Regions from separate parts of the Homo sapiens genome. Here regions 1, 2 and 3 are each linked to region 4. The links are chromatin loops, found by intact Hi-C in ENCODE. Cell type or tissue: Calu3. All regions are shown on one strand. Region 1 overlaps LINC00673 (long intergenic non-protein coding RNA 673). Region 2 holds the start of LINC02003 (long intergenic non-protein coding RNA 2003). Region 3 overlaps LINC00673 (long intergenic non-protein coding RNA 673). Region 4 overlaps SOX9 (SRY-box transcription factor 9).

Evidence for each region. Peaks named below come from ENCODE experiments on the same cell type or tissue, not always from the same donor. Only the 100,000 strongest peaks of a DNase experiment are listed, where the experiment ranks them.
Region 1: it touches region 4 in a loop (5-fold over the local background); 10 of 110 quality-filtered maps call a loop at or near these places.
Region 2: it touches region 4 in a loop (5-fold over the local background); 14 of 110 quality-filtered maps call a loop at or near these places.
Region 3: it touches region 4 in a loop (7-fold over the local background); 19 of 110 quality-filtered maps call a loop at or near these places.

Annotation. Positions count from the first base shown.
Region 1 is chr17:72,460,955-72,468,954 of GRCh38, reverse strand. The region is part of intron 1 of LINC00673 (long intergenic non-protein coding RNA 673); the gene reads left to right. Among named protein-coding and RNA genes, the nearest start is that of LINC02003, 120 kb to the right of the region's middle. RefSeq lists enhancers at 183-860, 3,247-3,456. In Calu3, no CTCF peak of the experiment used is centred here; DNase peaks (open chromatin) are centred at 2,614, 3,254, 5,474, 5,964 and 1 weaker place.
Region 2 is chr17:72,334,948-72,342,947 of GRCh38, reverse strand. It overlaps LINC02003 (long intergenic non-protein coding RNA 2003), which reads right to left and starts at 137. Exons shown (of 4, transcript NR_135222.1): 1 at 1-137. In Calu3, no CTCF peak of the experiment used is centred here; a DNase peak (open chromatin) is centred at 3,657.
Region 3 is chr17:72,416,926-72,424,925 of GRCh38, reverse strand. LINC00673 (long intergenic non-protein coding RNA 673) reads left to right here. Exons shown (of 4, transcript NR_152516.1): 3 at 3,860-4,226. Among named protein-coding and RNA genes, the nearest start is that of LINC02003, 78 kb to the right of the region's middle. RefSeq lists enhancers at 84-163, 174-223, 757-826, 1,737-2,046, 2,127-2,536 and 3 more. In Calu3, a CTCF peak has its summit at 4,216; DNase peaks (open chromatin) are centred at 1,915, 3,555, 3,895 and 4,775.
Region 4 is chr17:72,122,921-72,130,920 of GRCh38, reverse strand. It overlaps SOX9 (SRY-box transcription factor 9), which reads right to left. Exons shown (of 3, transcript NM_000346.4): 2 at 7,949-8,000; 3 at 4,505-7,378. The coding sequence ends at 6,534. Among named protein-coding and RNA genes, the nearest start is that of SOX9, 5.9 kb to the right of the region's middle. RefSeq lists an enhancer at 7,203-7,726. In Calu3, no CTCF peak of the experiment used is centred here; DNase peaks (open chromatin) are centred at 3,670, 6,710, 7,210, 7,340 and 2 weaker places.

The sequences.
Region 1 (8,000 bases), 340 kb before region 4:
ATTCTATGCATTGCTTATTTTAGTTCGGAAGACAGCAATAGTAGGCATTATTTTTTATACCATCTTGCCACACCCAGAGTGGCAAGAAGAGGTGGTCGCTGGCTTCTGAGGTCAATGTTTCTTGCACTTTGGAGACTCATAGTCCAAAGAGTTCCTTTCTGATCTGGGTGGAGGTCATCAGTGCTGGCTGAAGTAGAACCAAAGCAAGCAAGCACCCCTTCTGAGAGTCTTGAATTGAATTGCACCTACCCTTTTCCACCCGGCCTCCCCAGGCCTTCCCACACAAACAGGGAGAGGTAGGGGAGAACGCTGTGTTAAAAATGTACTGTCTGTTTAGTTAGAGGACTTGGACTGTTCAGACAAGCCCTGTTCGCCCTGGCATTTCTCACTGTCGGAAAGGTGACTTGGTCTCTCTGCCTTTGGTCTCAGTGGGAGGAGGCGGGGAGGTGGAGTCCTGCAGGTGTGGTCGCCGGCCAGGGTTTTATATGTTTTGCTGCTGAGGAGAGAAAGCACACACAGTTCAGGGCTAATGACAGGGCACCGCAGGTAGGAACATGACTGAGCCCTACAGCTTGCACATGTGTGGTTGGGCAAAAGACAATTGCAGATGTTCCTGGAATTCCCAAACCGGATACAAAATCGCTAGCAGGATGCAGAGAAAGAGGAATGAGCCAAGTGTTTTACATAATGAGAAGCTTGCCTCCCGCCTGGTCTCTCTCTCTCTCTCTCTCTCTCCCTCCCTCTCTCTCCCTCTCCCTCTCCCTCTCTCTCTCTCCCTCTCTCCCTCCCTCTCAGTGCCGTGGCGGGTCGGGCCTCCTTTTCCTGAAATCCCAAGGATTAGGAAACCAGTGTGCGTGTCTGGAGGGCGGAGGGCGGCTCCAGCAGACGGCCTTGTCTTGCTTTGGTCGGTTTATATCCAGGATCCGTGCCTTTCCACCGGGTGTGGTGGGCCCAGAGGCAGCCAAGGAGTGTGCTCTTCTGTCCAGATGAGCCTTGGTGCCCAGAATGGAAAAGAAATCAGGCATCGGGCCTAAGAGGAACTGAAAGCAGCCACCCAACTCTTTCCCAGGGCCCTCATTTTGAATAGAATTCTCTCTGGGTGGCAGCAGACTCAGCTCTGGGACATTTTGCCTCCAGCCTGGACCTTGGAGGCTGACAGTGGGGAGGGCTGGGCCTAGAGGAAGAGCAGAAATGGGGAATATTTGGAAGCGGAGGCTGCTGGACGCAGAGACCTCCTGTTGGGGGTAGTACGTGGAGACAGAACCCTGCTTCTGGGCATCCTGGGGTAGTACTCACAGGGGCAGGGGGCCCAGGCATCTGCCAGAGCCAAAAATAATGAGCCAAGGCTCACATCCCTGCAGTTGGCTTCTCAATCACCGTTCAGTACCTTCTATGACCCCCAGTACAAGGTGGCCCTTAACCATTTGTCAAATGCATCCACTCTCCTCCCTCTCCCCAGTTCTAAAGGGTTCTTGGAGTCCATCTGAGCTGTGTTTCACTTGAGCGAAATGTTTAGGAGTTGGGCAGGAAGACTACTCCTTCATGGTAGCCTTGATGGAAGGTTTTTCTGAACAAGTGATATAAATCCCATGGGGTGGCTCCCCAGACACCTCCTTCTCATCACCTCCTTAACATACAGGAATCTGTGTTTTTAAGGATGCTGAACCCGTGCATCCCGTATCTCTGTCTGGAATTGCACTTCAGGTTCCAATCCTTGCTGCAGTGAACCTGGTGAGTTAATTTTCTTCTCATCAGTTTCAGTGACTACCTCCACAAAACACAGAGAAAATATTTACCTGTCTCATATGTTAATATGAGGATGAAAAGCCGTTTTTCCATGTCAAGTTCTTTCATGGAACAAGTGCTCAATACATGGGAGCTATTATCACGATTATCATATTCTTTTCAAAAGAAAGAGCTCTCTCAGGGTTTCCATTTAAATATTTGATTCTAGACCAGGAGTTGGCTAACTACAGTCTGTGGGCCAAGACCGGCCTGCCACCTGTTTTTGTACAGCTCGTGAGCTAAGAATCCTTTCCACATTAAAAGTTAAAATCAAAAAAAGGAATATTTTGTGACATGTGAAAATTATATGAAATGTAAATTTCCAAGTCTATGAATAAAGTTTTATTGAGACTCAGCTATACCTGTTCATTTGCTTATTGTCTATGGGTGCTTCATGCTACAATGGCAGAGTTGAGTAGCTCCGATGGAGATGTCATGGCCCACAAAGTTGAAAATGTTTACTCTGTGGTCCTTTACAGAAAAAGCTTGCCAGTCCCTATTCTAGATGACTGATTATTAAACAGGGAGTGTAGGAGTAGGTACCTAGTACAAAAATTGCTGGGCTTAATGCTGATTGGAATAGAGTTCACTAACAGTTGGAAAAGAAGAAAATGCAAGTATCTTTGGTATTTTAAAATAACAGAAGTAAAAAGGAAACAGGGACTGAGTTTTTGAGAATCCTGTACTGTTGATGATGTCACTTTTTCAGAAGTAATCTCTAAGTTTCAGTACACAGGCTGTAGGTATTTGCAGAGGGTGTGTGTTCTAAGATTCCCTTAAGCAGGGAACTCCCTAGGCTGTTGAATGGGTCAGGGTGGGGGTTGACAGTGGGGAGTGGAAGGGGGAGGCTTGACTCATGTCCACCCTCCTCATCCCTCTGCCTTTCCACAAGTGGGAGCTGCCTGTAGAAACAGAGCATTGCTTAAGAAGCTCAAGTTTTATTTCACCTGTTGGGTGTATTTGTCTGTTTATACTCTGCCTCATTCCACTTTCTTCTAGAAAGGATTTAAGGCAGCCAGGACCCTTCAGTGTCAAAAATCCCAGATCCTAGAAGAAGCAATGCCTAGGGGCTGTGTTTGAGGGGAGTACGCAGAGTGAGGTGTCACTGATGATTTCAAAGAGGTGACCCTGGAGCTGAACTGTTTTTCAACGAAGGGAACATTCTTTTCTTGCCTTTATCTCTCTGTCCCCTGTCACCCCGATCTCTGCTCCCACTCCCAACTCCTCAAAGGGCAAATTGTGTTGCCTTGGGTCTCATGGAGGAGAGAAGGCAGGGACAGAGAAGAGTCTGCCCGAAGCAAATGCCAATCCTTGCAGAGTGCCGAGCGAGCTGGGAGCAGCGGTGAGCTGGGTTGAGGGGCAGCCATAGGAACAAGCGCAGGGAGAAGGCTGAGTAATGGACGGGAGGCACAGTGGGTGACAGGGCTGAGAGCACAATTTATGAGTCACCCCGAGCAGCTGCTCTTTGCCCCAGGGGAGCAACTCACACATTCCCAAGGGAGCCAGTGCCTGGGAGACGTGACGTCGTTGTCACTGGGAGAGGAGTTTCAACCATGTGTGGCTTCGGAGGAGCTTGTTCCCATGGGTAACACCCAAGATTCTCAGGATGCAAAATCCCAGCCAAAAGGAGATGGGGCTCTAAGACTTCTTGTGCATGCTTGTATGTATGTATGTATGTGTGTGCAGGTGTGCATATGTGTGTGTGTGCATGTGTGTGAAAGAATGTGTCTCCTCCATGCTGAGACCTCATTATTAACTGCTGATCTGTGCATCCAGGGTGGTAAGAACTTTCATCGTTCATGGAGGAGGTGGTGGCTCTGTGACTAATAGCCCGCCAGTCCGTAGCCATCCCAACATTTTTCTCAAGGATGCTCCCTCCACAAAATCCTGCTCCAAACCCATGATTTGCATGAAACATTCCCTGTTCAACCACGACGGCTCCTCATCTGGCATGTACATTTGGATCATGGTTAGAGGGGGCTGGCCACCTCTGATTGAATTCAGAAAGCCAGCCCGGTGCCGCCCACTGACTCTCTCCCAGGCATCAGCCTTAAAGTTCTGGCAGCTATTCCCAGCTAAATGGGTGCATCAGGCCTTCTTACTGCATAGATAGTTAATAGGGGAAGGAAGAGAGCTCACTCACAGCCTCTCACTGCTGCAGTTTGTTTTATAAACCTGATAGGCACACAGCAAACCCAATGACCAGATACAATGGAAGCAGCCTTTCCTTTTGCACTGTCACCAGCCGTGGCTTTATAAAACCGTTGTTTTTCCTTACCTGGGAAGCCCTTGGGCTGTCCCTTACTTCCTTGATAAGCCAGGCAAGGACATGACAACCTTTAAAATATTGTATCTCTGTGGATAACTGAGCCCAAGAAGAGGAAGGATCTAGTGTATGCCTCCTTAACAATGAAATGAAAAACACAGGGAGCCAAAACCAAGTTTAAATGAGGGTCAGTGGATAACGCATGAACTGGGAACACAATTTGGTTGGGGAAGCTTGTCTATCCGTGGTGTTTTCTGGATAGCTGTTTTCCAGCACACACAAGTATACAACACTTATTTAAAACAGGCCAAGTGCGGTGGCTTACACCTATAACCCCAGCGCTTCGGGAGGCCGAGGCGGGAGGATCACTTGAGCCCAGAAGTTCAAGACCAGCCTGGGCAATGTAGTGAGACCTCATCTCTACAACAAATTTGAAAATTAGCTGGATGTGGTGGCACACACCTGTGGTCCCAGGCACTTGGGAGGCTGAGGCAGGAGGATTGCTTGAGCCCTGAAGGTCAAGGCTGCAGTGAGCCATGACTGTGCCACTGCACTCCAGCCTGGGAAACAGAGGAAAACCCTGTCTCAAAGAAATAATAAAAGAAAAGAAATAAAACAGACTTCCCCAAGAATAGTAAACCACAGTTACAAGTTCATATTTGTAAGTTTATTGTTTTATTGAATCTATTTTTTGGGGTGGATACTTGTTGATAGTCCCTGTGGGTACCTGGGATGTTCCTCCTAGCATAGACGGCAAAAATTTCCAGTGAATTCCTCATTTCCTCCTGTTTCTTTGTGAATGCCCGTAGCTTTAAGGGCCTCTCACCTCCTCAGAGGCAGAGGAGGTTTGTGGACTGGGTGCTAAGCTAATACCCAGGAACTGAATTTTGTTTTGTTTGCTCCACCCACTCTTGGGTAGAGGTGCCGATAGGATGGCCACACTGTGGCCACAGCAAACAGAAATGACCAGCACTACCCAGATAGGAAGCACACGTGCCCAGCTGATCCTTCGGTCCTGGGGAGCTACCTGAATCTCATGGGAAACCCACTTTCCTTTTTCCCCACCACAGACTTGGCTTTCTGCTTCCTTTCTGCTCTGCTCTTTCTGAAAATGCAAATGTGTGTTGGGCAGATCTCCTATGCAGGGAGATTGGCAGAGCCCCTAGGGACACTTGACTGACCAAGGCTTCTTCGTGGAGAGCTGTTTTCTGGTTTATTCTGTCTTGTGATCGATAGGAAACACTGGCCAGGCTTCTTATTTTCCAAGGCTGCTGCTTTCTGACAGGCTTTAAGGGATTAAGGGTTGAATACAGGTGGGTTTCTTCCCCCTCCTGACTCTGTCACCTGGACATTGCCATGGCAATAATCCTCCCTGAAACAAAAATAAAGGGCAGAACCGGTTGGACAGAAAGTGTAGCCGAAAAGTCTTCCAGGGACACTGAGAGTTGAGGGACTTTGAGGCCGCATGGGGCTCCATAGAGCAGCAATCCCCAACCTTTTTGGCACCAGGGACTGGTTTTCTGGAAGATAATTTTTCCGTGGATGTGGTGGGGTGGGGTGGGGTGGGGGTAGTTTCTGGATGATTCAAGCACATTACACTTATTGTGTACTTTATTTCTATTATTATTACATTGTAATATGAAATAATTATACAATTCACCATAACATAGAATCTGTGGGAGCCCTGAGCTTGTTTTCCTACAACTAGACAGTCCCATCTGGGGGCGATGGGAGACAGTGACAGATCATCAGGCATTAGATTCTCATAAGGAATGCACAACCTACATTCCTCACATGTGCAGTTCACAATAGGGTTCTCGCTCCTATAAGAATTTGATGCCATCACTGATCTTACAGGAGGTGGAGCTCAGGTGGTAATGTGAGCAATGGGGAGCGGCTGTCAATACAAATGACACTTTGCTCACTCACCCACCACTCACCTCCTGCTGTGCAGCCTGGTTCTTAACAGGCCATGGAGCAGTAATGCGTCCATGGCCTGGGGGTTAGGAACCCCTGCTATAGATCATGTCCACAAGAGCAAGGAGGTAAAAAAAAAAATGAGTGGCCTTGGTGTTAGGGAACACTATACATCAAAGTGCCATCAACTTGTGCTTTAGAGAAAAGCTGCAGTTTGGTTCCTTCACAGATGAGGTGGAATGATTTTCTTTCTGCAGCCAGCAATCCTGTCTGGTCTCCCTCCACCCATGGAGGGTTCAGAGCAGTAGCTCCATAATCTGTCACTGGAGTTTAGCTGGTTTGTGATTCACGAGGAGGAGAGGGAGGCTGGGGATTATAATCTGTTCTGCAAAATCTTGTGGGCTGTGCAATGGTTGAGGTTTTTGGCTGCTTGAAAAGCCCTGAGGTTTTTTAGGAAGGCAGATTTTACTATGTCAGCACTGAAAGATTGGTTTTGGAATTTAGGGAGGAAAAACCCACAATAGCTAGAAGAAGAGAGGTGAATATTATTCTCTGCTAAAAAGAAAAAATTCTTTTATCAGTCTCCTGGAGAGAAGTGGGACTGGCTTTTGGTGGTTACAGGGTGGGCTGTCAGGAGTCACTTTTCTTCACTTCTCTCTCTCTCTCTTTTTTTTTTTTCTCTCTTTTAAAGTCCTCTGTGGAATGTTTGGAAAAGATTGGCAGATTCTAAAAGAAAATGCTGTTGGCTCCTGGAATTGTCTCAGTGGCAGCACAGAGTGATGACCCTCTGGGACTTGGTACCAACAGGCATCTCACTGCCCTGTTTCACTGGAGAGAGAAGGACAGAAAGGGAAAGAGAGAGGAAGGGAAGGGGTGAAGAGGGGAAGGGAGGGAAGGGAAGAAGGGAAGGGAGAGGAAGGAAGGAAGGAAAGATAGATTGAGATCTGCATGGGGTAGTTTTGCATGCAGCCTCCCTTGGGGCAGGGAGGTGGTTTGGCAACCTGGCTGACCTTTCCAGGACTTCTCTAGCCCTGAAAGACGAGGCACACACATTGTTGGGTGACGTGTACAGATGAACGTGGCAGCTGCTCGTCCATTCACCCAACAGATATTCACTGAGTGCCTACTAAGTGCTGGGCGCTAGTGACCAACAAAACAGAAAAAAACCTTTGCTCTCCCTCACTAGAGTGAAGACAGACTCTAAGCTGATAGACAAATTGATCTGGAAGTGATAAATGCTGTGGAATAAAAGAGAGGGGTGAGGGATAAAGAGTGATGGAGGGCACAGTTAAGAGTGTGGCCGGGGATGGGCGCGGTGGCTCACGCCTGTAATCCCAGCACTTTGGGAGGCCGAAGCAGATAGATCATCTGAGGTCAGGAGTTCGAGACCAGCCTGACTGACATGAAGAAACCCCGTCTCTACTAAAAATGCAAAATTAGCCAGGCGTGGTGGCGCATGCCTGTAATCCCAGCTACTCGGGAGGCTGAGGCAGGAGAATCTCTTGAACCTGGGAGGCAGAGGTTGTGGTGAGCCAAGATCGCACAACTGCAGTCCAGCCTGGGCAACAAGAGCCAAACTCTGTCTCAAGAAAAAAAAAAAAAAAAAAAAGAGTGTGGCCAGGCTGGGCACGGTGAATCACGCCTGTAATCTTAGCACTTTGGGAGGCAAGGAGGGTAGATCGCTTGAGCTCAGGAATTTGAGACTAGCTTGGGAAACATGGTGAAACCCTTTCTTTGCAAAAAATACAAAAATTAGCCAGGCACGGTGGTGCATGCCTGTAGTCTCGGCTACTTGGGAGGCTGAGGTGGGAGGATCATCTGAGCCCGGGGAGGTTGAAGCTGCAGTGAGCTATGATTGCACCACTGCACTCCAGCCTGGGTAACAGAGTGAGACCCTGCCTCAAAAAAAAAAGAAAAAGAAAGAGTGTGGCCAAGAAAGGTTTTCTCAGGAGATAACATTTGAACAGAGACTGGGCAGATACTTGGGAGAAGAATGTTCTAGACCAGTGGTCAGCAGACTGTGGCCCTTGAG
Region 2 (8,000 bases), 210 kb before region 4:
GGGTCCGTAGATCTCTTTCTCTCTCCCATCGCCATCCCCCGCCCCCTTTCTCTCACAGTAATACAACTTCAGTTCAATACTTGTCTAGAATTCTCAGTGGGGCTACCTAGGCTAAGAGGGGCGGGGGCGGGGGAGATGACATCATATCCTCACCAGCGGATTGGCTGCTTGCAGGCTTCAGGAATGATATCATCTCGGCTTGTGCCTCCCCACCCCCCTTTACTTCCAGTCCTTTCCTGGCCGGGCAAGGCCCCCCTCCCCAGCACCCCACCCCAGGATACCCCGTTGCCTTGGAGACCACAGTTTTCCACCCCGTTGTCTGAAGGAATAGCAATTCATTATATGTGTGACGTGGGGGTGAAGGGTGCAGGGAGACCCGGGCTGGACGGTTGGGAAGGAAGGTCGTGGACAACAAAGTAATGAACAAAAATATGTTTCACGCATGAGAAGCTGTCCGAGATGGCAGTGAGGGAGAGGTCATGGCAAACGGTGTTTATGGCATGGAAAAGTGAAGATTCAAAAAAAAACCCAAGGAGAGGCCAAGATAGTGTGGAAAATATCCACCCCCTCCCAGAGACAGCTCATTAGGAAGGTTTTGGAGGGAGACTCGCAGGAGGTCAGGGGCTGCTGTGTTATCTTTGGAGGAAAGGCCATCCCTTCTCTTCCCCTCCGCAGACGTATCCAGTGAGACAACTCTCTCCCCAGCAAGCTTTTCTCAGGGAGCAGGCAGTTTCTTGAAAAAATGAACCAGATGAGGATCCACCCACCTCCAGAAACAAAGACTGTGGCTGTCTCCAAGAATGAAGCACCAGTCTCTTAGTTGGTATCCCCAGGAGACCAAGGTGGGAGGGAAGCATTGCCCATCGAGGTTGTATGTGGTGTGTGTCTGTATCTGGGTGTGTTTCCATGATCTGTGGATGAACTGCATATGCCAATCATATTCACTAGGGAATATTTCAATTCTTATTTCCCTGGGACAGGTTAAAGACAGCAGCTCACAAATTCCCCCGGGTCCTGTCCTACCTCCTTGCACGCCTTCCCCACTCTTGTCTCTTTCCAGAGGCACTCAATCTCTCTGCTTGCACTGTTCATATGTGTCTATTTATTGTATTTCTCTAGGTGTGTTTAATGTTGATTTTCTTGTCCAGGGCATTCTTTAGATTCAGCAATTCAAGGTTTGAGGTTTAGAATATTGGCGGGGACTCCTGGCAGGGATTCTGCTTTTTTGGATCCCTAATGATGTGTCAACCCCCAACTCTGTCTCTTCTTGGCCTCTCATAGGCTGCCTCTGAGGCTGTTACAGGTGATTCTGAAACTACAGCTTTCTAGTTAGAAGGAAAATAAGCACATGGCAAAAAGAGATGTTAAACAGGTACCCGCACGTACCTGAGTGTTGAAGAATGTTGGGTAATAAGGAGAGAGCCAATAGATGCATTTTAGGAACAGATTGTTTTAAAATGTGTGTGCAGAGATTGGTGTATATTTTTTCCCTATGTCTACAACATACTAACAACTCAATAAATGTTGGCTATTGTTATCTTCTTGTTTATTCTTACAGATTTTGTCAGCTAAAAGTGCATTTTTAAATACCAGCTAAAATGGATGAAAACTATATACACTATACACAAACATACACATACATGTGCGGGTCTGTGTGTACGTGCATGTCTCTCTCTATATATACATATATGTCTCTGTGTGTGGGTGTGTGTGTGTGTCTTTGTGATTGCATTTCCTTATTTCTGTTTTTGAGCTTTCTCAAATGTTTTGCAGTGAGTAGGTATTACAAATATAATCAGGGAAAAGAAGCTATTTTAAAAAATCGGTCATTGGGCAGGATGTTCCAAAGGGCAGATGAATGTAACTTCCAAGATGAAGTAACCGGATGTCTGTCAACTCAGAAAACAAGGTATGCGTTTGTCCCCTGTGGGGTGGTGACGTGAACCTCTCTGGAGTCCTGTGGCTCCTCTTCATTCTGCCTTGGCCTAATTTCTCTGCTTTAGAGTAAACGCAGCTCCTCTGAGTGCCAGGAATGGAGGTGATCTCGGGCAGCCTTCTAATCCATCCTCCTCCCATCTAAACTGAAAAGTGGATATTAATCCAAGATTTCCACAATCCGTCACCTCAGAATCCACACGCCCAAAACCAAAGTCATAATTTCTGAAACTATCTCCTACCACCCCCTAAAGTTCCTGTGTTTGCCCCAAGAACTACTATTTTTATCCAAGCCAAAACATGTAAAGTCATTTTTGATTACTCTCCGTATGTCAGTCTCTAAGAGTCACCAAGAACAGTTCATGTTTCCTTCCAAGTATGTCATTGCAGTCATCCTTTCCACTGTCCCACTTTTCTAATTCAAGCCATTTCTTTCAAATTCCAGCTTAAATGCCTTCTCTTCCATGAAGACTTCCTTGATCACTCCTGTCTTTACAGATGAACGGCTAACTGGAATACCAACAGAATAAACAGACTTTAGTCCTGCCATCTGCCCTGGCCCATGCAGCCTGGCATTGTTTAGGGGATCATACCTGGCTTCCCACCCAGGCCACATGACTCTAGAGGGCAAGACTTAGTAAGGTCACGTAGTAGGAGCTCAATATAATTTATTGGTTAGACAAGAGGAAACCACTTCTTCTCTTGACAAGCCATGTTGGTATTTTACCTTCTTCCTTTTATAGATATACCCTCCCAAACACCTGCCCTGAATGCCTACCATTTAATTTAAGCTAGCTTTTCTCTCTCTTTCCTAGTCTAATTTCTTACATGTTCTTGTCCTTTAAGATATTGATGAAACTCTACCTAAACTCCACCTTTAGAGTTTAATTATTCTCCCAGTAAGTAGTTGATTCTCTTAGTTGATTTAAAAGGCAGGACAGTCCAAGGTTTAAGGGTGTGGATTCTGGAGCCAGACCACCTAGATCCAGGGGGTCTAATATGGTAACAACTAGCCACATGCACCACGTAAATTTAAATATAGTTAAATAAAATTTAAAATTCACTTCCTCAGTTACACCAGTGACTTTTCAAGGACTTAATAGCCACATGTAGCAGTGGTGACCCCACTGGAAAGCATAGCCATGGGACATGTCTATCACTGCAGAAAGTCCTAATGCAGAGCACAGGCTAGATCCACTGTGTGTGCAACCTTAAGCAGAAATACCGTATTTGACTTTCTGGGCCAATTTCCTCATGATTCCTACCTCGTTGAGTTGTTCAAGCCTTAAATGAGTGAATACACATAAAATACTTGGAATATGTCTAGTGCATAACCACCACTCACTCATAGTTAGTTGTTACATTCTGCACAAGCTTGTGTTCTAGCTATCAATTCATCTCTGTGACCTCATCATGGGTCTGTCTTGCATTTTTTGGTAACAGCATTCTCAGGGCCTTCTGCCAAGGGCCCGCTTTGATCTCCCTTAAAGGACAGCATTATCTGACCAGAGGTATTCATGGGGCCCACCTTCCTACTCAGTCCCATACACATTTCTTTATAAAGCCATCAGCGCCCCCTTAGAAGTAAGAAGTGCTCCGTGTGGGAGCTGGGGAGGGGCTGTGAGGTTGGCAGTGAGCCCCTGTGGCTTTCAGGATGGGCTCCTTGTCTTGGTCACCACCAGGCCATGGAAGCTCTGTTTTCTCCCCGGGACCCGGGGCAGCGAGTAGAGAAGCTGGAATGATGTTTAATCAGCCTGGGCATTCCTCACTGGTGACCTAATGAGCCGGCATGACTAAATGACCATTAGACGGAATGTTTGTGTGAACTGCAATAGAAAAGTTCCTCTCAACTTCCTGAAAAGGAAGATAATATATCTAAATAGCTTCCTGTCTCTTTGCTGCCAAGCAGCAGCCGCAGCAGCAAAATAGATTCTGCAGCAGGGAAATATTTAGCACATTGGGTGTGCTCAGCCCCTCTCTGTTTGGAAGGGTGAACCCAGCAGGGAAGTGAGTGGGGCAGGAGACATTCCCAGATGCTTGTGATGTTTGGAGAGATGATTGACGATTTGTTTCTGGGGTGGAGATTAGGAAGACACAGGCCAGGTATAGAGGGTATTGAGGAGCATAGGACAGAGATGGGGTAACCTTTCAGGATCTTGTTGCTCACCTTGATGTGGTGTTGTCAGGGCCTGGAGCAATCTTTGCTTTGGTTCTTAGAAACCTCGGTTCATGTTTTAGCAGGAAAGGGAAGGACAGACTGCTTCCTGCCTGCCAGATTGCTTCCAAGCCCCTATGCATGTCTCTTTGGAAGACCTTGCCATTGCTGTTAAAAATATGCTTAGGGGCTTTGTTTTGAATGGAAACTGCTACTTTACGCAGTCAAACCACAAAACACAATCCAGAAAATCCCATCTTCCATTTGCCATGGCTCAAGAGGGAGGAGGAAGCACGAGGTGTGCCTGTCTGTGCTGCCCTGGCTGGCAGTGTCCCTGAGGACCAGCTCTTGCAGACTTAGCCAGGTACCTGTGGGCTCAGCTTTGCTAGGACTGTCCCAGGTGTGGGCCCTTCTCTCCACACCCCTCCCCAGACCTCATTTATCCCTTTCTCTAACCACAGGCTACACCAAGCCCTATTAGCAGCTGTTCTTGGGATCCAGACCAGAGATTGGCAAACTTTTTCTTAAAGGGCCAGGAAGCAAAAAAATCCTAGGCTTTGTAGGCCAAGAGGCAAAGTTAAGGCTATTAGGGAGGTACTTATATAATCATTTTAAAATAAAAGAACGCTTTTTAGTTAGAGGGCCATGCAAAAGTGGGCAGTGGGCTGGATTTGGCCTGTGGGCCGTAGTTTGCTGACCCATGATATAGGCTGTAGACTGATGAACAATTTCTGTTTCATGGATGGGAAATATTCATTGAGAAGTTACTATGTACTGGATGCTGTACTGAATGCTGGGACATAGATGAAAAACAAAACAAAACAGTGGAACACAGGCTGTGTCTTTTCTAATTGCTCGCTTTCTCATGGGATGGTAGATTTATTAAGAGGTTGCTTCAATACTAGATTGTAGGTAAGTTCAGGGGCACACATGTTCAGAGGGATGGGGTTGGAGAGGAGTGTGTAGCCCAGCTACAGCATGTGGGGTGTGTGTGCGTGCAAGAGAGCGAGGAAGTGAGCAAGCAAGAGCTTGCCATATGTGGCTATTTCAACTTCAATGAAGTAAACTCGAATTAAAAATTCAGTGCTCGGTTGTACCAGCGACACTTCAAATGCTCAGTTGCCATGTGCAGCTAGTGGCAGCCATAATGGAAAGAGAAGGGGAGAGAAAGAGAGAAAAAAAGAGAGATGACGAGAGGGGAACATGGTATAACAAGAGAGGGGAAGATGGGATGACAGAAGAGGGGGAAGATGGGATGACAGGAAGGGGGAAGATGGGATGACAGGAGAGGGGAAGATGGGATGACAGGAGGGGGGAAGATGGGATGACTGCAGAGGGGAAGATGGGATGACAGGAGGAGGAAGATGGGATGACAGGAGAGGGGAAACAGGCTTTCTAGCTCAGAGCTCAGAAGATTCCCTATTCTTTAGGTCCCTTGAGATTGATCAGGAATTTTCTTGGCCAAGGCAAGGCAACCAGAAGGGCAGGGATTCCAGGCAGAAGGCATGACATAGGCAAAGATACCAAAGTTGAAAGTGCATGGAATTCTGGGAGCAAAAAACGCCAGCCAAGGAAGAGCAGGAGATGAGACTGGAGAGTAGGCAGGAAGGCAGAGCACCAGGTCTGCCTGTATTTGTTATTCTCTGGTGGAAGAGGTCACTAGGGGACTCGGCATCCATTGCCCTTGCCTCAAAACAACAGTGAAGTGCACTCTTGTGATTGTCTCTAACGTTACAGAAGAGGGGACTGAGGATCAATTTAAGTGATGCCCAAGGGCACAGAAAAGAGAAGATAGGGCTGTAGTGAAATCAGGACCTTTGTTTGTGCTCCTTATACCATCCCATCCTCTGTCCCTCATAAATGTCACCGAGCCACCCAGATGCTACTACTGTGCCCTTGGTTGCCCTCAGCCCACAGAGGTTTTGACAGGAGCTGTGGCTCTCCAAGCCACAAGCTCTCTGTGGCTATTTCAATTTCCATTAATCAACATGAAATAACATTTAACACTCAGTTGCTCATTTGTGCAAACCATATTTCAAGTGCCCAGTGGCCCCGTGTGGCTGGTGACCACCATATTGGACAGCACAGATATGGGACAGTTCCATCATCACAGCGAGTTCTGCTGGACAGCGCTGGTCTAGATTCACCAAACTTGGGAGCAGAAATCTCTGTTCTTTGCTGGGCTTCGGGAAGCTGTGAGACATGAAAAGAAGAAAAGAAAAGAAAGCTCAGCTCTTCTTCACAAATGGGCTGTCCCTTGCAATGTGGGAATGTGTCACCACCCCTCAGTGCAGTGACCGAGGGAGAGGAGGCACAAAATGGGGCTGAGGTGGGGACTTCGTGTTTTCCCCAATATTACTAAGCAACCGCGTCCTAAAATCTCCAAAGCCAGCCACAGAACTTTGTTTACCAGGAAGAAAACACTTGAAAAGGAGAGTATTTGGCGGAAATGCACTTGAGATTAACAGGTCCCCCTCCCTTTCTTTTTCTTTTAATGCTGTTTTGTTTTTCTTCTGGGTTGTTCAAGGTAGTGACCTAGCACTCAGCCCCTTTTGCCAAGAAACTCTTTCCCTGCCTAATTAGCCTGCGGTATTGTTCCTGGGTTCTGGGAAGGGAGGGGAGGGGAGGGTGGAGGGAAGGAGGGCAGGGCTGGGCAGGGCCAATGAGGAACTGGAGAGAGGGGGCGCTGGGGCTGGTCATTAGATGCCGAGGTCTTGAAAATCTCTCTGTAATTAATTTTCTCCTGCATTCATTAGAGAAATGTTGGAACTGGTGGAAGAGGGAGGGATTTGTTGCCCCTGGGCTGCTTTTCAGGGCAACTTAAGGGAAAGATGGTAATCTGTTGGAGAGTTGGACTGAGGACGCCGTGGCCAGGGTTTGCAGGAGACTCTCCTGCCCATGATAGGAGAATACAACTCAAAACAGGGGCTACAGGGAGGCACGGGGTTCATTTCAACTCGAACTGGGTAATGGTATACAGCTCTTCAGAAACCTGGAGTGTGTGGGTTCGAGTGTGTGAGAATGTGTGTGCTTATATGTGTGCGTGTGTATACACACACACACACACACACACACATACACACACAAATCACTGCTTCCCAAACATTCACCCATGGATTCTGAATATACAGATTTAGGACTCTCTCTCTCAAGAGCTGCTTCTCCCCTCTTCCTTGTCCCCAATCTTACAAATACAGTCGCCTTAAATGTAGATTGAGCGTTGTCGGCTTGCATTCCCTGAAACGATTCCATTTTAGTCTGAACAGATGTGATCATTTTCCCCGTGCTTTTTCTCAATTATTAAGAATTCATTGTGATTACTTTCTTACAATTCAGTTTCTAGCACTGTGGAAAAGAGTCCCAAGAAAATTCCAATAAACGCTTCAGGAACCTGCCAGCCCACAGATGTCCTATCCTGAGACCCCATGTGTTGACCATGACATTTGGAGGCTGAAAGTCAGCACACATTGAGAATTCAATGCCGATTCCCTGGTCCTGTTGGCCACTTTTATGGAAATTTGAGTTGAGCCCCATGTTTTCTAGATTCTGGTACTGTATGGATTCTATCAATTTGACCAGTGGCTTAGTAGGTTTTTATAAGTGGTGGTCCACATCCAACAAGCAGTAATACCATATCTTTAAGCTTGTCTCCAAGGCTAACACCTTCCATTTACAATTCAATGAAGTTCTGTCCAAAGAGGGAGGCTCAGCCTATTTGATCCTGCTACTATTTTCAAAGTGGTCAAACCAGTGAATAAGAAGTATGGGTTTAAGCTCTGGGATCAAATGGTGTCCTCTTCACTGATTGTTAGCTAAAATTAATAGATCTCTGGTAGAAAGAGGTCGCACGGGATGAACAGGCTTGTTAATGGAATAGAAGATGGCTGGTTCACCTGGGACAAGTGCTTTG
Region 3 (8,000 bases), 290 kb before region 4:
GTAGGAGGATGTTTTGGGGAAGAGCCTTTGGGACAGAGGGAGCAGGTACATTGGGGCCCAAAGCAGGCAGGAGTATATGGTGTGCTTGAGAATCAAGCTCAGTAAGTGCTGAGCGCCGAGAGGGGCGGTGACCGTCAGACCAGGTCAGGCCCAGAGGCCTTGGGCCTTCCCTCTGAGGGACCTGGGAGCCAGGCAGGGTTTTGAGCAAAGCATGCTGTGATCCGACTCATTGTGAAAAAGGCCTCTTTACAGGGAAGCTGAGAGCAACAGGGCGGCCAGTGGGAGGAGGGGATGGCAGGGGAAGGGTCCAAGCAGGAGGGGTATCGAAAGTGCCTGTTTGTGTCCCAGGCACACAATGGCACACATACGTTACCATAGAATGACATCGATGGTGGTGATAATGTCAAACGCCACGGTGCCACATCTCAGGGACTGATTCTGAACAACCGTGACTCCCAGATTCAGGATAGCCTCTTGCATTGGGGTCGTGGCTTCATATGAGGGTCACTCTCCTCACCCTGCTGCCTGCAGAGCCACCAGGGTTCACACTGGCAGATTGCAGCCCCAGCAGTAAAAAAAAAAAAAAAAAAAAAAAAAAAAAAGAAATGAAAGGGAGTGGGGAAGATGGGTAGGAAGAGAGAGACAGCAAATGCCCCCTTCCTCCTGTTCTGATGAAGTTAGGGTATGAGGGGTACAGAGTGCAGGGAACACCCAACAGGGACATTATCATGCCATGGAGCAGCTAATACTGCTTGAGATCATTCTTCGTGGTCTCCCTGATGCTCTTTGAGGGGTCCCCTTGTTGTCTCGCAGCCTCTTAGCACCCTCCCGTCTTCCTCCTCCCTCCAAGAAAGGACAACTTGACAACGGCAGGAATGAATGGGTCGGCCGTCTTTCCTCTTGTCTTTCTCGTCCTGCAGCCACAATGATCCTCCAGGCAGGACAGGCTAAGGGTGCTTCAGAGCTCGCAGAACCAGCGTGTCTTTCTAAGAATGCTTCTGGGACGGCCCCGTCTTGGTGGTGATTAGCAGCTGTCCCGTGATTGCACGTAACCTGAAAACAGAACCTATAAGGGAAATGAATGCCTGGTGCCCTTGGTTGGGGGACCTTGCTGTTCATGCACACGGTGGAGAGCTAGCTGGGGGCCACGCCAGAACCCCCTTCTACCTGATAAAGCCTTAGAATTGTGGACATATTGCAGTCTGCTGGAAGCGCTTAGAGCAGGAAAGGGCAATGGGAGTGGTGGGGTCTTTACCTGTGTGTTTCTCCCAAGGTTGAGTGTGTTTCTGAGTGATCCCGCCAGGCTCCTGGGCAACATGGACACTTTCCTCCCCAATGCCTTGCATTCTTCCGCTCCCAGACCAATGGCCCAGGGAGATGGAGCAAGATGGTAGCCTCATGGCCAGGTCCCTGGAGCCAAAGTTTTAAACAGTGATATTACAATGTTACTGCCTTGTGTGGATTTCACATACTTCCTTTTAAAGAACTGTCACATTCCCTACCATATAGCTCCAAGAGCTTCTGTGGTGAGATCATTAGGAGGAAGGACTGTTTTTAAAGGTGAAAACTCTGACGCTCCAGGAGGACACGCTGTCTCCCCAGGTCCATCCATCGTGTGTGTGTGTGTGTGTGTGGCGGGTAGGGGAGAGGTGCTGCGGCTCGAATGTTGGTTTCTGCCATAACCATAATTGAGAGTGAAAAACCCGGGCCCTGGGAGAAAGAAGCCAGTCCTGGTTCTGAGTGTCAGCGGCAGTGCAGATGAGCTCACCCGGGGACCAGAGCCATTTAGAGGATTTGCAGATGGAACTTCCCCTCGGGGTCCAACTGTGAGTCACTGTGGTTCCTGTCCCTGCAGCGGGCTCCATCTCCAGGCCTCCCACTTCACCCTGGGACATTATGGTCGCTGGTCAGACCTCATGACTCACTTGGACTCTTGAGCCACCTCTGGGGGTGGAGTCTCTCTCCTGGCATCTGGACCCTTGGTGCTATCGACGAAGCTTGGCTGGCGCTCTTAGCTGCTATGTGCAAGACGTGTGTCCCAGGGAAAGCCCCTCTCTCTCTGCAGAGGTCAAGTGAAAGCCACGGCCGCAGCCAACAGAGTTCAAAATGCAGGCTTGGAAAGTCCAGGGGGCTCTGTGGAGGTGAGACAGCCACAGGCTGAGCTTTCTGAGCCCTTGGGGTGAGTTTGGCTGTGATACCTGAGAGATGGGGGAACTAACAAGCGCCGGGTTGCAGTGTCGTCCCATGCAGAGGAGCGAGCAGAGTTCACCCAAAAGGCCAACGGCTGGCAGGGTGTCACGTTTCCCACCACACCCGGGGCTCAGCCTCTGCTGTCATTTCTCCTCCTTGGTTTTCATCTTCTAAGGGAAGAAATAGTGTCATCTTTTCTCAACCTGTCAGTCTCACACCTGCCTGGAGCCCCTGGCAGTGAGACACCCAGTGCTGTTTAATCTGATGTCATCTCTGTTGATTGTCTGTTTTAGAAACCAGGTAGCAAGAGGGACTTTCTGAGGATTAAAAAAAAAAAAGTAAATCCCCAAACTATTTCGGGGAGGTTTTTTTTTTTTTAACCTCCTGTTTTTTAGTTTCATTATTTCTTTTTCTCTTACATACACTCTTTTTTAATTAAGAAAAATTAATTTTTTAAATTAAAAAAGACCAAATGCACCCCTTGGGTTGAGGAGTTATGAGAGCAATGTTTAGGGTAAAGGTCAAAGGTGAGATGGATGTCACTGGGTCTTGGGCATGGGTACCCACCTGCTGGCAAACATAAGAGAGGCCATACGAGAGTGGGGAAAGAAGGGTTACTGAAAAATGCATATGAGCTTGTTTTCTCTAATGATGTTTATTTGTTGTCTATCAGGAGATTAGTCCTGAGAGACTGACACCAGAGCCACCTGACGAATGTGGGTGCTCAGAGCCTTGGACTCGATGACCTACCTCTCCTGCCTCCCACCTGACTCCTGAAGTAGGGGAGTGTATTAACAGTCACAGGCCTCAGTTTACCTGCTTTCAGCCTCTGCCCTTCCCGAGAGGGTTGAAGCTGACTTGCTGCATCGCAGTTTTGTCCTTTAGTTCATCAGCTCTGGAACTTTCCACTTCTGGTGTTTTTGGTTTCCAAACAGAGGATTGAGGACGTATGAGAGCAATGTTTAGAGTAAGGTCAAAGATGAGGTGGATCTAACTGGGCCTTGGGCATGGGCGCCTACCTGTCAGACTCTGTCCTTCTCAGACAGCTGCCCAGGCAGGAGCTGCCTCTTGGGACAGTGAGTGGGCCATCTCCATTGAGAGAGTAGGGGGACAAAGGGAAAAGGCAGGGACTGGGTCACTCCTGGGGATGCTGTTTGACATAGACCATGAGGGTCAGCCCCACTGGGCCTGGCTGACCTGGTAGATGGGTAGGTCTAGGGTATGAACATGGATATTAGTTGGCCAGGGTGTGAGAACTTGTGTGAAAGGGTCGGCCCCTGGGTGACTCAGTCTCCTAGCAAACTATAAAAGGGAAGTGACTCATTTCCAGCCCTGAACAAGAACTCCTAAGGCTAGGCCGCCAGCACCTGTCTGGGACGTGGTTAGTTATTAACGCTGCCAGTAAGAGTGTCATGGGAACCAAACGCAGGCCTAGATGCCTGGAGGCAACTTGGCTTTTCACAGCTTGCAACTGTCCACTCACCTTCCCTTGCTGTGGCTCCTCTCTGCCTGACCCCAAATGCAGAGGAGCCCCTTGAACTCTTAGTTGCTGGTGGCTCCCCAGGTGCCTCTTGAGGGTGCAAATTCCACAGGGGTTGGGGAAGGGGGAAAAAGAAATGGGTTGGTCAGGGGAAATCACAACTTTTTTTTCTTTTTTTGTCCTGTTTAGAAGATCAGGTTCAAGTTGCCAGCCAGACTCTGGGCTTCCAGGAGGAGTGGGCTGTGGATGGCCTGGCCTCATTTGCATGTCCCTCTCCTCCCGGCCCTGCAGGTGCCACCTCCTGAGTCCTGGTTCCTGCGGCTCCGTCGAATCTGCAGTGAAGGCCTTTGGGAAGCGTGGGTTATGTGGGTCCAGGGGTCCCATCCTCCCGTGGAGGCCCTTGACCTGAGGATCACTAACTCACACCCCACCGACTTCCGGCCCCCAACAAGGGCAGTGTTCCTCTTGCTCCATTCTGCTCTGAAGTCCCCCAAACCGCTTCCTGGGGCTGCTTAGTGAAATACAAGGCTCATCTCTGAGGACCTCTACAGGGCTGGTGAGTTGAGCCAGGAGTTCAAATCTGCTCTGCCTTCTCCTTTCTTTCTCCACGTCTGGAAAAGTACAGAATGGGCAGCTTCTCCTCTCAGATCCCAAAAGGCATGTTTTACTGCTCCTGGGGGAGGCTCAGCCTGGGCACAAGCTATGTCTACTCCTGCCAGGGCCCTGCCCCTCCACTTCCAAACTGTCAAGCAGGAGGAGGGAGGATGATTGAACAGAAAGACACAGGAGTTTTAGTGAGTCAGGCTCCCCAGTGTCCAAAAAGGGACCCAGGGCCCAGGGGGAAGAGACATCCCTGGTATTTGTTGCCACCTTTGTAAAACCCTCAAGTGCTGGCAGGCAGCACAGAGGGAGTGGCGATGCCACTTGCCTGCCTAGTCTATGGGAGGAATTGGGACATGTGCTCCCTGGGTGGCCCTGAGCAAGCCATCGAACTGCTCCCCCAGAGTTTTCCCCATCTGTAAAGTGGGAATAATAACAACACCTGTCCTGCTTACTTGACAGGGTTTATGTGAGGCCGGCTGAGATCACTGAGCATGTGACAGGGCTTTGGGAGTGGTTAAGGGCCACCCAGATCGGGGTTGAGGCACCGGGGTGCTTATGGTGATTAGCAGCAGAGCAAGGCCTGAGGTCTGTGCTCCCCAGGGAGGGTGGCTTTACAGGCACCCACCTGCGGCTTAAGAGCTTCTTGGGCCTCCCACGGCTGATAAATCACCACCGGGTGGGTGTGCTTTGTCTGGGCTCCAGCATGAGCAGACAGCCTGCCCTTGGCAGCTGCAGAGAGCAGCTCCTCTGCCTTCTCTCCCTTTCTTAGTGGGTTGGGCAGGCGCAAAAATAGATCCCAGAACCCCATCTCTTAGGTTTTGCCAAGGGACCCTCCAACTGCTCATCTAGACATTCTGGTGGCATGGAGTTCCTTTCTCAGGTCACATAACCATTGGGGGTGCTGATTTAGGTGTCTCCTGGCATAGGATTTGCCCTGGTTTATCACCTGCTGCTTCTGCTGCTGCTTTTTAAAAAAATTGAAGATGGGGTCTCACCATGTTGCCCAGGCTGGTCTTGAACTCCCAAGCTCAAGTGATTCTCCCACCTCAGCCTCCTCAGTAGCTGGGATTACAGGCTCATGCGACCATGCCCTGCTTGTCACCTTGCCATCAAAGAAGAGAGACTTGCAGAAGAGTGTCAGATTCTATCCCATAGTGCAGTATACCAAGGAGGTGGTCTGCAAATGGCCATTGAATATACAAATAGTCTCAGACTTAGCATTTTCTTTCTCATGGTTTATTTTGCTTTGTATAGTTCCATGCATTTGTTGAAAGGAGGAAGATTGAGATTTAAAGGAACATCCCTAGTGGGATAATACCCATCTGCTTAGTGCCTTTTCAGTGCTCAGCACTGTGCTAAGTTATTTGAGTACAGTCTTTGTTCTCATATTTAATAAAATCAGACTCTTTTTGACCACCTCATTCCATCTCCCATTCAGACCCACAACATCCTCCCAGCCTGTCCAGATAGGTGCTTTCTGCTTGGACACTTTAATGATGGAGAATTTTATCTCTCCTGAGGCCACCCATTCTAACATTGGCAACTGCAGTTGTTGGGAAGTTCATCCGTTTAGGGAGTGTCCATCTGCCTTTGGATACTTCCATCTGTAGGTCCTGGGCAATGAACAGGGGATGAGAGTATGGCATTATGGCTGAATTGTGGGATGCAGACTACAGAAAAGTTCTGTGAAGGGATGGGACCTGGAAGAATCAGAGAAGACCTCGTGGAGTTACTGAAACTTAGAGAAAAAAATGGACTGAAATAGAGAGAGAGCAGGGAGGCTGGCTATGGTGGCTCATACCTGTAATCCCAGCACTTTGGGAAGCAGAGGTGGGCGGGTTGCTTGAGCCCAGGAGTTCAAGACCAGCCTGGGCAACATAGGGAGACTCTGTCTCTACAAAAATTAGCCACACAGGTAGCTAATTTTTGTATTTTTTTGTAGAGGATCCTGGTGGGAGGATCACTTGAGCCCAGGAGGCGGAGGTTGCAGTTAGCCAAGATGGCACCATTTTACTCGAGGCAGGCTACAGAGTGAGACCCTGTCTCCAAAGAGAAAGAGAAGATGAAGGCTTTCTGTAATAGTTTGAGTAGTGAACTTCCAAAATTCATGTCCATCTAGAACCTCAGAATCTAACCTTATTTGGAAATAGGGTCTTTGCACATGTAATTAGCTAGGATCTTGAGATGAAATCATCCTGGATTCAGGTCCTAAATCCAATGACACATCCTTAGAAGAGAAGAAGACAGAGAGAAAGGCACTATGAAGATGGAGCAGAGATTGGAGTGGTGCATCCGCAAGCCAAGGAATGCTGAGGATTGCCTGCAGAAACCAGGAGAGAGGCAGGGGGCAGATTCTCCCCTAAAACCACCAGAAGGAATCAACCCTCTCCATACCTTGATTTTGGCCTTCTGGCCTCCGGAACTGTGAGAGAAGAAATTCCTGTTGTTTTAAGCCATCAGTTTGTACTAACTTGAAATGGCAGCCCTAGTAAACTAATACACCACCCAACCTTGAAAGACAGATAAGAGTAAGGAGGCAAAAATAACCATGCTTTGAGGGTTATTTTTGCAGCCCAATTCCCCAACCCCCCACCTCAAGTCTGTATTTCTCCCAGACTTGAGGTGGGGGGTTGGGGAATTGAGCCGCATGGTAAGGAGACTGGACTCTTTCATTTGTTAGCAGGCAGGGTCTGCAGGCCAGATGCCTCATGGTGCCAGGATGAGGTGTGTGTAGAGGAGAGTCTTTTTGCCAGGAACCTTGGAGGTTTTCAGAACCCAGAAGGATGCCAACTCTGGACCTCCTGCTCCGTTTGACTTCCTCTACTAAATTTCCACCAGTTCCTGCATCTTTATTCATAGAAAGGGATCAAACCATCCTTAACACTCATACCACTCTGCAAATAAACATGTAACTTATACAATGACAGAAGGAATTATAAGATGCTTACTATTAGAAAAATGTATAAAAGCAAAGGAAATAGGAACCATATTTAGTTATAGGATGTTAATCTTTTATCATTAAGTAATAGTTCAATATTTTCTTGATTGTTTAGTATTTCATTGTAGGAACATGTGACATGGTTATTTTTTAATAGTTTTTTTATGTTTCCAACATTTTTTTCCCTTTTGCTGTGAAATAAGGCTCTGATGACAATCCTTGCAGCAAACTTTATTTATATCTGTACTAGCTTCCTGAAGCTGATGTAGTAAGTTACCACAAACTTGGTGGTTTAAAGCAACACAGATTTTTCTCTTGTAGCTCTGGAGGTCAGAAGTCTGACTGAGACTTCTGGAGCTAAAACCAAGTCATTGTCATCAGGGCAGGTTTCTTTTGGAGGCTTCAGGGGAGAATTGTTTTTTGCTTCTGATGACTGCTGGCATTCCTTGGCTTGGAGCCACATCACTCCAGTCTCTGCCTTTGTGGAGTTCTCCTCTCTGTAGTCAAGTCTCCCTCTGCCTCCTTCTTATATGAACACTTACAGCTACATTTAGGGTCCATCTGGATAATCCAGGATAATCTCCCCATCTCAAGACCTTTAACTTAATTCCATCTGCCAAGTCCCTTTTACCATATACCATAAGGTAACATTCATACATAGCAGGGATTAGAACATGACTGTCTTTTGTTAGGGAGTGGAGGGGAGCAAGAGTTTGTGCCATTATACAGCTCATCACCATATTCATGACTATTTTCTCACAATAAATTCCTAAAAGTGGACCTAGAAGG
Region 4 (8,000 bases):
TCCCGTTATGAACTCTATTTCTAATTTTCTTTTGAAAACTGAGAGGATGGGGGGAGCCTCTGGTAGTTGCCTATGCCATTTACCAGTCACATAACCTTAGGTCAATTGCTTAATCTCTCAGCCTCAGTTTCCTTCTTCATAAAGCTGTAATAAGAATACCTGTCTCAAAGGGTTGTTAAATAGATTACGTGAGATCATGTATATAAAACATCTGTCACAGTGACTGCGAAAGTAAGGGCTCAATAATGCAAATCCCTTTGCCATTTTTTTTTCTTCCGTTGGGCCTGTATAAGTCATACGCCAGTCAAAACAGGAGGATATGTAAAACTTGGGTTGAAAAATCAATTGCACAATTACAGGATAGGTAAGAAATTACTTAACGTAACATAACTGGGTGACTTGGCTGCTACAAGAGCTAATATGATTTTAATGTAAATTAATAGAAATATGATTTCTGATGACAAGAATGATGAGTCTATTTGTCTTCCGTGTTAGCCAAGTATTTGGAGTCCTGGAAAAAAATCTGAGTGCACTCATTTGAGAATACTAGTAAGTGAAGTACATTCAAAGAAGACTGTCAAATATAAAAGGGTTTTGGAACCCTATCACATGTAAAATGTATTGGAAGTGTTTAGATTGGGAAGAGTAAAAGAAAACTTTAAAACTGCACACATAGTTGAAAGGCTGTCACTTGGAAGAAAGATAAGACACACTGTTCTGCTGTGGAGGTGGGCCACCTTGGACCATCGCGTGGAAACTGCAGAGGTAAGATTTTTCCACAATTAAAGATCTCCATGGTGGATGTGAGCTCTCAATCCATGCAGGTATTCTGGAGGCAATGGAGGAGTATTCAATAGCTGAGATAATGTATAAGAGATTTTTGCAATGCAAACACAAATAAATTAAAAGACCTTTCTTTATACCTTCCTCATTTCTGATTCCTTCCTCATATCTGCAGGGTACATTAACCAAATCTGTAGAGATCAAAAGGCCCTTTGGATACTAGGGACTGGATTTTTCTCTTGGGATCTCTGCTATAAAGAGGATTGTGAGATCCATGAATCCATGGTTCATTAAGAGGTAGAGAGACTAATAGAGGGTTACTGGGGGGTGGGGCAGAGGGGCAGGAGGGAGTGGCTAAGGTAAAAATAGAGTGGGTTCCCTTTATGTAAATGGAGTCAATTTTATATCACTGAAAAAGAGATGAAGATCAGGAGAGGAAAAATGAACTCAGCATGTTCTCACCAAAACCATTTCCAAATCCATCAACTCCTCCTTCCCTGTGCCTGTTCTCCCAGTTGGCTCTAATGAGTTGCATTTTTTCCCCTATGGCATGCAAACAAGGAAAGACCAGGAAGTACTATTTATTTGCGCCCGCCTCCTCTTCATGAAAATGTAAGCTCCATGAGGCAGTCTTTCTTGTTCATGGTTGCGTCCTAATCAAATATTTATGGCAAGAATGAGGAGTGGGAATAATTCTAGAGTGGAATATGACAGTGGGAAATAATGGTGATCAGATGAACCTCCATATAAAATCCTGAATGCTCAAGGGACATGTCTAACAATAGCTTCAAGGAACTATTGCCCCAAATTTAGCCTGGTTGTTTTCTGAGATTACCTGGCCCATGTTGTATCTGGTCAAAAAAGAACGATTCTCCAGAAATTCGGAGTAAAATAGTTCTAGTCTGTGCTTGATAAAAGAGGAAAAGCTCAATCAGGGCCCAGCAAAGTTTTCAGCTGTCAGAGTCAAGGGGAGACTGAGAAAATGCAGAGGAGAGATGGCAAAGAAAAGAAAAAAAGGAATGAGCAGGAAGAGGAAAGGGAAAGAATAGGAGGGCAGGTCATTGCATTTCTTGTGTGCAAGAAACCTGTCTTATGCCCGTAAGTGAATGTCATTTGAGAAGCAAAAATTCATTTGACTCTCAGAGGGATGAGAAACTGTGTAAGGACAAGTGGTAGAGTGTTATTGCAGAGATTCCAGTGTGTTCTTTGGCAATACCGTCACGTTCATGGATACGATGGAAGGTAGATATTTGTTTAGCACCTACTATGTTTCAGGCACTGTTGAGAACAGAAAGAAATGTATTCTGCTATCTTCTATGGCAGCCTCTAATGCTTCAGTTTACTGGCCAATAGGTGTGATCAGGGGCAGATCCAGCTTTTGTGTGGCATGAAGTTTATGGTTTTTTTTTTTTTTTTTTTGAGGCGAAGTTCTTTAAGAAAAAGAATTTAAATTTTAAAAATTCAAGAATAAGTCCAGAGCCTTAAAAGGAGCCTGTGCTTTTGAGAGGTGCTGAAGCTTGAGCTTTGTTTGCTTCATAGTAAATCCATCTCTGGCTGTAGTGATAGTTCATCGATTACTTTAATATAAACGTGCCACCATGCTGCCTCACAAACGTTCATTTTGGAAATCAGGGAAGGAAAGGGATGGGATGGAGCTGAAGTGGGAAAGTCAAACAGCTCCAGTGAATCCCCATGGCTCTAATTTAATAATAGAGCAAAAGACCGATTCTTAAATGAGTTTATTTTTATTCCCTTTTGCTAAAAATTTCAGTTTTGTTAAAATGGTTAGAAAAGAAAAGGTTTTATTTTAAGTGCAAACAAACAAATAACCCTGGATCTACATACAAACTCTTTCCGGTGTGGAGGACTCTCCTAGGTTTCCAGTCAATGTGTTGCTGTTGCCAGGGTGATAAGCTCTGTGCTTCTGGTGTTAGACTAAAAATTCCTCCAAAATATTTTATAATCTGGTGATATTGGGCTTTGACTAGATCTGATAGATATGGGGGTGAGCGGGATTCTGAGGAATTCTCTCCCAGCACTCCTGTGTCTCTTGCATTTTACTGTGTATCAGAGCCACTTGGGGAGCTTATGAAACTCTTTTTCCTGGCTATTACTCCCAGGAATTCTAATGCAGGGGGACTGCTGTACAGACCAGGAGACTCCAATGCAGTCAACTCCCAGATTGCTCTGGCTAAAATCTCCTCTATTAACAACCCTGCTCTATGTAGGAGGAATTATAAACATACTCAGCAAAAGGGGAAAGTGAGGCACGGGAAAGCAAAACAACTTGCTTCAGTTCCCTTCACAAGTTTATGTCCGAACAGAATATTTTGGCTTCAAGAAGTCCTGGCAAAGGCCACATACTGGGAAAAAGAGCATATTTCTGGAAGGGAGAACAGTCTAGCAAACATACAGATTTGCTAGGGAAGGGGGTAGTCGCAGTGGAATGGTGTGTGTTGATTTTAATAGACAAAGGGATTAGAACGAATAAGGTAGGCAAGAATTAGTGAACACCACAGAGACTTTTAAAAAGGACTTTGTGAGTGTTGGCAAGAGAAAAAAAAAATAGAGATTTTGTAAGAAGGGAGGGCCTCAGCGCATGGAAGGCTATGTCACAAACAAGGAACAGAATTTGATGTCTGAAGGGGTAGGGAAGGATTTGCACAGTCCCCCGCAGATCACAGGCCCTCAATCAATGTTTGTCGAAGGAATTTGCAAAGGAGGCCGAGTACTAATGTTGCCTCGATTTGATAACTACCATTTTCCTGGTTGCCATGTTCCTGGTGTGGGATGTCAGCCAGGAATCCAATAAGCAGAAACAGACAATGTGAGGTAATGCCAGAGAGGTTGGACTCTGGTTAAGACTGCCAGAGACACAGGCCCAGTAGTAAAACTAGCCTGAGAGGGTGAAGGTGACTGACTCTTTAGAGACACTTCTCCAATCATCTGGGGTGTGGGAGTGGGGATGGGGAGGTGTGCCCATGTGAGGGAAGGAGTGATTTCATCTATTTAATGAAAAATGACCTGAACGTTTCTCTGAACCTGGAAACTCCCCATCTAACTGGGGCCAAGGAAAACAGGATTAGGTCTTGTTTCTTCTACAATGGCTTTGCGTCTGCTTAGAATGAGTTAAACTGGAGGGAGCAGAAAAATCATCCCCTTTCATTGTCTCTACAGAGAAATCTGGAAGGCTCTGAATCATTTAATGGGTTAATACGACAGGCTTCTCTCTGGTTCCCTGTAGACACTGATTTTCTCTGGCTTCCTTTGCTTTTTAAGTGGATACTCCATTTCTTGGGTATGTGTTCATAGGAACGGAAAGTTTGCCATATTAAAACCAGATAAGCAAGTCACCCCTCTGGCATTCTGTCTACTGACAAGCTCCTGATTTCAGGTCTAATATTCCCTGTGACCTCCACAAGGGACAGCTTTTGCCCTGAAGCATGAGGTCATGAAAACCACAACAAACATTTTTGCCAGAGTGAGCAACTACTGACATGTAATTTTCTGTGTGATCTATTGGAGTGGCACTTTTCAAGATTTTTCTGCCTAGATTTTTGGAGATACAGTCTTTTCCTCAGCTTGTTTTCTAGGATTGCCAAAGGTGCTGATAAAAAACAAAAACATCACAGCAATCAGCACTCCACAATGTCTTTTGTGCTCAAATTTGCCAAATCATCCAACAGGAGAACTGGGTGAATAAATCCACAGGGCCACTTTCTTTTTAATGCAATGTATATTTATTGTAAACAATAATATACAAAAAAAAAAAAGAGAAAGAAAAAGGGAAAGGTAAGTTTCACGGAGAGAACAAAAGGTTTGGGGCTGGGAGGGAAACAAGTGAAACAAACAAAACACGAACACAAACCAAAGCTTTTACCTAAAGACAAAATATGATTTAAATGCCAGGTTTCTTAAGTTACAGAAGTATCTTTTTAAAAAGATCTGCTTTTATACAGAAATTGAAGGATGCCATATTATGAGTGCTTTAAGATTTTATTCTACTGACTTCTAAAACTGTTAATATATCTTTTTTTAAATAAAAAAAAAAGTTTGCTGTCTTTTTTAAAAAGCAATCCTCAAACTCTCTAGCCACAGCAGTAATTAAGATTAAGGTCTGTCAGTGGGCTGATCCCCTCCAGGTAGCCTCCCTCACTCCAAGAGAAGATGCAGAGAAATATGGATGACACATGCTTGCATTGTTTTTGTGTCAAAACACACACACACCCACACACACACACAATATAAGGCAGCCCAAAGGTCTGTGGCAGAAAACACTGCAAATGACTCAGTGATACACTACATTTGCAATCTCTCATTTATACAAAAAAAGAAACAAGTTTCCAGTTTGTTTTCAACAAAAACAACAAAGAAAAAAGGGATGGACAAAAAGGCATTTATACAAATCTAGGGTGAGGAATACAAAGAAACTTGCTTTTAATAATAAAAAAAGATTAAAGAGATAAATAAAAAAAAACTGGTTACAGTTAAGAACATAATTTAACAACAGATGACCATACCCTTTGAGGAAAGCTCCAACAACCTATTTTAAAGAAGGTAAAATTGGAAAAAAAAAAAAAAAAGAATTTTTTTTTGTTTTAATTAAAACCTCTCCTTACAAAATAAATAATTTTAGCAAGTGGAATGTCTTGAAGGTTAACTGCTGGTGTTCTGAGAGGCACAGGTGACAGAGCGAGCAGGCATCTGCCTTCCACATGGGGCCCAGGCAGGCAACCGGGGGCAGTGTGCTCGGGCACTTATTGGCTGCTGAAACATTCCCAGAACAGATTTCATCTCCTTTGCTTGCCTTTTACCTCTTTCTTAAGACTGCAGTGAACAAGCAAAGGCAGGAGGAAATGCACTAAAAGAGTGCAAATGTTTCCCAGCAGCACCGTTTTAAGGCTCAAGGTGTTTTTCTCTTCTTTAAAAAATATATATATGATAAAGCTTACCAAATGCTTCTCTAGACTATTGTTTACTCCCATAATTGCAAAATAAGGCCTTTATTTTTTTTTAAGGCAGCTCCTCCTTAAATCGCAAAGCCTGAGGAATTAAGCAAAGTTAACCCCCAAAACTGATCACATAACACAATTCTGTTTTTAAATGTTAATACAACAGGATTTTTTTTTTCTTTTTGTAAGAGAAAGCAAATCTGTACAAAAATACTCTGGTTGCAAGAAAAGCTAGGGCACACTGTTCAACTAAGAGTAGTTTAGCTGTTGGAAAAATAAGAGCATTTAATTTTATCTAAAAATATGTATAAATCCCCTCAAAATGGTAATGAATCATACACAGTACATACTAAAAATATTTAAAATAGAGAATATTCCTCACAGAGGACTTTTTTCTTTAATTACTGCTAAAAAAATAATTACAAAGTCCAAACAGGCAGAGAGATTTAGCACACTGATCACACGATTCTCCATCATCCTCCACGCTTGCTCTGAAGAGGGTTTAAAAAGTCCAGTTTCTCGTTGATTTCGCTGCTCCATTTAGCCAAGGTTGGCCTGGCCACTGATTGGCCACAAGTGGGTAATGCGCTTGGATAGGTCATGTTTGTGTCTTGGAAATTTGGGTACGAGTTGCCTTTAGCTTAAATGTCTTTAAGGAAGAAGAAGAAGAAGAAAAAACAAAACAAAATAAAAAAACAAAAAAACACAAATGTCCAAAGGGAATTCTGGTTGGTCCTCTCTTTCTTCGGTTATTTTTAGGATCATCTCGGCCATCTTCGCCCTTCGTGGGAGGCCTCCTCAAGGTCGAGTGAGCTGTGTGTAGACGGGTTGTTCCCAGTGCTGGGGGCTGTGGGTCTGCGGGATGGAAGGGACCCCAGAGGTGTCGGCGATGGGGGTGTACATGGGGCGCTGAGCGGGGTTCATGTAGGTGAAGGTGGAGTAGAGGCCGGTGCCCTGGCCTGCCGCGTGGCTGTAGTAGGAGCTGGAGTTCTGGTGGTCGGTGTAGTCGTACTGTGAGCGGGTGATGGGCGGGTAGGAGGGGCTGTAGTGTGGGAGGTTGAAGGGGCTGTAGGCGATCTGTTGGGGCGAGTGCTGCTGCTGCTCGCTGTAGTGGCTGGGGCTCAGCTGCTCCGTCTTGATGTGCGTTCGCTGGGACTGGCCCGGCTCGCTGCTCAGCGTGGTCAGCGTGTGCGCCTGTGGCTGCTGCGGGGGTGCCGCCGGCTGCTGTGGGGGCGCCGCCTGCGGCTGCGGGGGCGCCTGCGGGGCCGGCGGGGCCTGTGGGGGCTGCTGCGGGGGTGGCGGCGGCGCCTGCTGCTTGGACATCCACACGTGGCCCGCGCTCGCCGGGGTGGCCGCGGTGCTGCTGATGCCGTAGCTGCCCGTGTAGGTGACCTGGCCGTGCGTGGCCGGCACCCCCGGGTGGCCGTTGGGCGGCAGGTACTGGTCAAACTCGTTGACATCGAAGGTCTCGATGTTGGAGATGACGTCGCTGCTCAGCTCGCCGATGTCCACGTCGCGGAAGTCGATAGGGGGCTGTCTGCCCCCCTCTGGCAAGGGGCGCCCCTCTCGCTTCAGGTCAGCCTTGCCCGGCTGCACGTCGGTTTTGGGGGTGGTGGGTGGGGTCGGTGGGCCCTGGGATTGCCCTGTGGACAATAAAAGAACAAGCACGAGAAAATCAACAAGGGCTGTGCAGACGCCCTAGTCTTAGGCACCCTCCGGGGACCCTCCCTCGCTGCTAAAGTGTAATAAGGGCCCGCACCCGCGCAAGAGGCGCGCTGCACCGGAGATAAGTCGCCCAATGATTAACCCGCCGGTACACACTGGACAGCCCCCTTTTATCAGGGGAGGGTCTGGGGCCCGGAGGGTCCGGAAGACCTAATTGCTACTTGTGTAAGAGCCCTGTGTGTGCTTTTGGGGTGGGGGAGCAGAGAAGAAGGGAGAGGTCTTGTAAGGCTGTTAAGGGCATTTTACCTCCCAATAAAAAAGTTAATCTCTTCGGATGCTGGGATTGAGTTGGGGTGTGTGTGTTTGTGTGTGTGTTGTTTGGATGCCTCTTAGGCTCTGGGTAGAGAGGGGAGCGGGACGGGCGCAAAGGGCAGTGTGTCCCTCCCGGGAAGCATAAAGTCCCCACGAAGAATCTCCCAGGCGGAGGGCAGGGGGTGTGCCAGGCGGGACGGAGATAGCTTGTCCGGTGGGGTCGAGGGGCGACTCACCCGAGTGCTCGCCGGGGGAGTGCACCTCGCTCATGCCGGAGGAGGAGTGTGG